Regions from separate parts of the Homo sapiens genome. Here region 2 is linked to region 1. Evidence: chromatin loops called from intact Hi-C (ENCODE). Cell type or tissue: GM12878. All regions are shown on one strand. Links, peaks and the distances in the headings refer to the core of each region. The heading gives the core; the rest is flanking DNA.

Evidence for each region. A loop is a pair of places that touch in the nucleus more often than their neighbours do. Peaks named below come from ENCODE experiments on the same cell type or tissue, not always from the same donor. Only the 100,000 strongest peaks of a DNase experiment are listed, where the experiment ranks them.
Region 2: it touches region 1 in a loop (4-fold over the local background); 4 of 110 quality-filtered maps call a loop at or near these places.

What each region holds. Positions count from the first base shown.
Region 1 is chr2:170,971,890-170,974,802 of GRCh38, forward strand. It overlaps LOC124906091 (a long non-coding RNA gene), which reads left to right. Exons shown (of 3, transcript XR_007087293.1): 3 at 1,079-1,632. Among named protein-coding and RNA genes, the nearest start is that of GORASP2, 44 kb to the left of the region's middle. RefSeq lists silencers at 1,587-1,896, 2,037-2,286. In GM12878, for the core only: a CTCF peak has its summit at 1,673 (motif pointing right); a DNase peak (open chromatin) is centred at 1,632; H3K4me3 peaks cover 740 bases; H3K27ac peaks cover 1,007 bases.
Region 2 is chr2:171,572,843-171,575,755 of GRCh38, forward strand. No RefSeq gene overlaps it. Among named protein-coding and RNA genes, the nearest start is that of CYBRD1, 52 kb to the left of the region's middle. In GM12878, for the core only: a CTCF peak has its summit at 1,412 (motif pointing right); a DNase peak (open chromatin) is centred at 1,469.

The DNA.
Region 1 (2,913 bases), core at 113-2,612:
CCGATCTCCTGACCTCGTGATCCATCCGCTTTGGCCTCCCAAAGTGCTGGGGTTACAGGCGTGAGCCACCGCACCCGGCCTGAATTACTTTTTAATCACTAACAACAATGGGGTTATTTTGATCTAGGGGGTGTGGATGAATGGGAGACTTACAGAGCCAGAAAAAGCCCTGTTCCGGGCCAGGCGCGGTGGCTCACGCCTGGAGTCCCAGCACTTTGGGAGGCCGAGGCAGGCGGATCACGAGGTCGGGAGATCGAGACCATCCTGGTCAACATGGTGAAACCCCGTCTACTAAAAATACAAAAATTGGGCGTGGTGGCAGGTGCCTGTAGTCCCAGCTACTTGGGAGGCTGAGGCAGGAGAATGGCTTGAACCTGGGAGGCGGAGGTTGCAGTGAGCCGACATCATGCCACCGTACTCCAGCCTGGCGACAGAGCGAGTCTCTGTCTCAAAAAAAAAAAAAAAAAAAAACCTTGTTCCATCTCTTCTGAAGCCTTTCATTTCAGTCTGTCCAGGACGGCCGCTGCTGCAGGGCCGGGGAAGCTTTTTCCCCAAGCAGCGTCATGACTGGTCAGACTAAGGGAGCTCTCTGCTAACAACCCCCAACACTGTCCCTAGATTAGAATTATCCATGAAATTTCCCTGAATAGACTTGCACTGTGACTGATTTGCAATGCTGTGTTGTGTTTGTAAATCAGTTTGGCCAGAACCGTGTAGCTCAGACAGCTATGCTGAAAGAGCCCAGAAACACAATGGCAAGAATCCATGTTGTACCCAGGCGCTGTTTTGGCTTCTAGAGCTCTGGAAACAGTGTTAGCGTCAGGTAGTGAAGTATGCATGGTTCCAACACGTTCACTCGAGATCAGTGGCTAAACAACCTGTGTGCTTCTCGGTGGTGAGGAACAGAACTGCTAGAGGAGCCTCATAAAATCAAGAAGAAACAGATGCCTGTTGTATGAGTCCAGGAGCTCAAAGCTCATTCCGATTTTAATAAACAGTTACTTGCCTTTGTCTCTGTCAAGGTTTTGTTTTTAAAGGGCATGAAACTTTAGAGACTAATTCATTTCCCCAAATTCAGATCTCTCTTAGGTAAGCAGTACAACCTGAGAAAAGAGGACAACCCTCTGGGATCTTTGGCACCGTGACGCTGCCATATTCCAGGAGAGGACAGGTGAGGGTTCGCTGTGGCTGAATCGGAAGGAGACAGAAGAAGCAGGGACGAGCCACCGGGCAGGCCTCAGGACAGGCTTAGGTTCTGAACTTGATCCCATGGACTGGTGTTACCCAGAGTGAAGAAAACTGTCTTTCCTCCTTTAATACCTATATATTTTATTTTAGCACGTATTGGGGAAAAAATAATAGTTGCATTGGATATGGCTAATTTTACGAATTAACTTCAGTGAAAAAAGGGAATGGTTTTAAAGAGAAGTGATGGGTGAGTTCTTGAGTTAATTCCCTCAGGGGAAGCAGGTGCGCCTGGAGAGCTCAAACCGAGGCCCCTGCTTCACAGGCGGGCGGGCTTTGGGGTAGGAGCTGAATCCACGTAGGTCTGCCCGGTCCCACGCCTCAGTTCTGTCCCCACGCGGCAGGTTCCTGGAACGACATTCACCTTTGTTCAGGAACTCCGGTCTTACCGCCGCCCACGTGGAGTGGGATCCGAGCCAAGGGGGCCTCCCGAGCGGGGACTACAGTGCGCGCCACGGGCCACCAGGTGGCGCCGGGAGCCTGGGAAAGCCGCGCCCCGCCAGCGGCCGCGGGGTCTCCGGGCCGCCCTCGCAGGGCCCCTGGGCGGGGCCGGGGCGTCGCGGTGGGGCGCTTTCCGTTCTTTGGAAGAAGGGCTCTGGTCCCCCGCTTTCTTTCCATCTCAGACCCAGTGCGGAAACGTGGGGGATGAGCCTGGGCGCCTTCACCAAACGGAACCCCCTTTAATCTGATGTGAAGGCAAATCTCTCCACCGGGGGACCCGTTGGGTGCGGCGGAGACACCCTTCGGTGGCTGAGAAACCCTCAGACGCCGTGGAAGCACCAGGGGTCTGAGCGCCCAGTGCGGGAGGTGCGGGGCCGGCTTCCCTCCCCGGGGCTGGAGCCTTCAGGAGCGCCGCCCCCACCCGGCTTCCTCCGAGGGCAGTGCTGGACTCTGGCCTGGCCCCTGGCCGGCCGCTGCCCTTGGCCTCGTCCAACCCACACCCGCGGGGCGGAGGCTCCTGCTGTGCACAAGCCCGGGGCGCCGGGGTGGGGCGGCTGGGTCTGGGCCCAGGTGTCCCGAATCCAAAAGCATCCCACTGCGCTGCCTGTAAATTAGCGATTTCGGATCTAGTGATGAGCAGAGGGGACAGAATAGCCCAGAGGCCGGGTAACTAACATGTGCGGGATCAAGGAAGGCGTTCGTGGGCAGCTACTATTAGGGCTTTGAAGAATGCATAGAGGTTCTCTTAGGTGGTCAAAGTGGAAGGAAGAGGTTCTCTTAGGCAGAGGGAACAGCGTCTGCAAGGACACACAGGAATGTGGCACGTGGTGTGTCCCGGAACTACAAACAGCTCTGGTTGCTGGAATGTGAAAAGTCAAGTATGGAGTGGTAGCAGTTGCCACAGAAGGGGGAGCGGGGCCAGATCGCCGAAGGCCTTGAATGCCATGCTCAGGGGCTTAGACTGCACTGCCCTGGGGAGTTTATAAGGGGGATGGATGTTTTTTGTTCTTGGCAGTGAAGTACCCAGGGAGCTTGCCCCTTACATAGGTCAGTGGTCTGAAAAACCTCCTTTTTGGCAAGCAGGGGCCTTTCGTGAAAGAAAAAAAAAATCATATGGCACATAGATTCAAAAGCCAGGCCAGTGTGGAGCTGCCGGCAGTTTCCCTGTGAGCAGGAGGGAAAGGCGGGGCATCCCTGAGAAAGGAGCCATAGTCATCCCAGCCGGAT
Region 2 (2,913 bases), core at 96-2,595, 600 kb after region 1:
TAGAGGCGATGTCATCCAGTGGTTGGAGGAGTTGGTCAAAATGCATGGGTTGGACACCTACCTCCACCATGTATTGCCTGGGGGCTTGGCAGATGTAATTAAGGACCTCAAGGTGAGATCATTCTGGATCAGGTGGGCCCTAAATCCAATGACAAGTGTCCTTCTAAGACAGGAAGACACAACAGAGAGCAGGAGGCCATGTGAAGACAGAAACAGAGATTCACAAGCCAAGGAATGCCTTGGGCCACCAGAAGCTGGAAGAAGGAAGGAACACATTCTCTCTTAGAGCCCCAGAGAGAGCCCAGCCCAGCCCACCTCTTGATTTCAGAGTTCTGGCCTCCAGAACTCTGAGAGAATAAATTTTCGTTTTATTAAGTCACCCAGTTTGTGGTTGTTTGCTACGACAATTCTGGGAAATTAATATGATGGATGGGTCTCACAATCCTAATACTGAAAGAAAAAAATCCAAGTTACAGAAAACACGGATACCATCTCAACAGCGTTTCAGAAACGTGAAACCCGTACATTGTACCGTTTAGGAACACATATGTATCGGCAAAAGCGTAATGAAACAAATGGGAATGATGAACACCAAATTTAGAGAAGTGGAAACTGTAAAGAGAAGGAAGGGAATACAGCTGAGGGGGCACAAAGGCTTCACCTGTTTGGATGGTAATGCGTTTCCCAAGCTGAGTGGCAGAGTCAAGTAGAATCAGTATCATAGGTTTACACCTTTGTGTAGGACTTAACTATTTCATTACAATAAAATTTAAAAGGGAAGAAATGAAAAAGGACAAAAAGGAAGGTTAATAGCACATTGAAGATGGGGGAGCTTCTTTCTTGGATAAACATACAACCATTCAAGGTCAAAGCGGGATGATTTGGTGCATATGTATCTCCTGCTACTTAATAACCAGGTGAAATTCAGTTTGTTAATATTCAGTGTTCTGATGTTGCTTATAAATAATTCCAACAGTAACCTTTTCATTGGAAAAACACCTGTACAGTGCCAACTCTGATTACTCCCTGTGGATATTGCTTAGCTAAAAATTAATATATCATACTTTCTAGAATGACAGACTGTGGGCTGGAATAAGAGAAAACAGTAATTTATAAGATGGAGTAATTATTGGAGGATTCAGGTACCATTTACTGACTTTTTTTCTTTATCCTGAAGCCAACAAAATTATCGAGTCCACATTCTCAGTCTTTTATTAGCCTTTATCTTAGGTTGTCTATCAAAAACAATATTTCTGTGGATTAATAAACACCACAAACACATAATAAACTGCACAGGCCCCTGGTGTTCCTAGGCAATACGTGAGCTAAGCTGAAGACCATCAAAGTGAGCTGGCCAGCGCTTGCTACCTCGGCGTGGCTGAGGCCTCCTCGCTGGCTGCACTACCGATAATATGCACGAGGTGGCAGCAACGTCACGGCCGCCAGCCCGGGGCCTCCACGGGCGACTGAGGCTGCGCAGTTGACTTCCTCATCACCAACAGGGCAGTCTTGGTTTCAAAACCAGATCTGGTTGTTTCTTTGAGCGCTAGGATTTAGACAAACATTGTGATTATTTTCAATTAAAAATTATTCATGCCAAACATACAACCATAATTCGATATCTAGTATAAGTAGCCTTCTCTTTCCTTTTTTTTTCCGGACACTCAATGGTGAAATGCTTCATTACTTTAAAAACATGCCCAGGCCGAACGATGGGGACTCTAAAAAGATCAGCGGTTTGCCAGGGGTTGGGGAGGAGGGAGATGAATAGGTGGAGCACGGAGGATTTTTAAGGCAGTGAAAATACTCTGTATTATAGCATAATGAGTTCTATGTAGTTATAAATTTGTCCAAACACATAGAATGTACACCATAAAGAGTGAACACATAGAATCCCAGCACTTGGGACTAAGGTAAGTTGTGGACTTTGGGTGATAAGGTAACAAATGTACCCTCTGGGGAATGTTGATAAGGGGGGAGGCAGTGCATATGCAGGGCAGGGGTGGGGATATGGGAAATCTGTGTACCTTCTACTCAATTTTGCTGTAAACATAAAACTGCTCTAAAAAAAATAAAATCTTTTAAAAATGCCTATTTCCAAAAGTGTGCTAGGTATGTCAACATTTAAAAAATAATGACAATTATATAGGAAAGGTACCCTGAAAATCTATATCTACAATATTCAAAGAGAAACAGTCTTCCAAATAATTAGCATTTTATGAAGGACAGAATCATTTGACAGCAGGTAAATTACAACTGGCTCCAGCCATCTCTTCTTGTAGGGCATTATTGCTAAAATTCAGAATCAGCTGAGAAATGGCACATCAAGGCTGTGTCTTTCTGTGCCAGATTTGGAAGCTCTGAACCCTTGTCAGCCCAACTTCTGAAGGATGATTAGATGGTGGCCTTCAGAATTTTCTTAGCAGATGCTGCCTAATTTTCTGCCTCATTTTGTGGAATCTAGGATGTCTCTTCTGTATAATGAACTTAATACCACTCCTACCGACCTACAGGTTACTGTGAGACTCAAATGGAATAATCTAGATTCTCAATAAATATTTGTTGAATAAATGATAATGAGAGGACTTTAAAAACTGTACTTTTATAGACTACCAAAAATACATAATGATAGAGTTTTGTAACTGTGATATAATGAGAAATATGTATTTGTTCTAACTCCAATTCCTGGCACAGAGCTTCTAAAACCCTTGGAATTTTCCAAGTGATGGGGTGAGAGGAGTGTCTTTTGTTCTTCATAATAAGCATTTCAACCACACCTGAGTCCACCACACCTGAGTCCACTTTAGAGGATGGGGCTGGTTGCCAGAGGAACCCACCATGTGATTAGAGGGTTGGAACTTTCAGTCCCACTCCCAGACCTCTGGGGAGGGAAGAGAGAAGGTGGCCATTGAG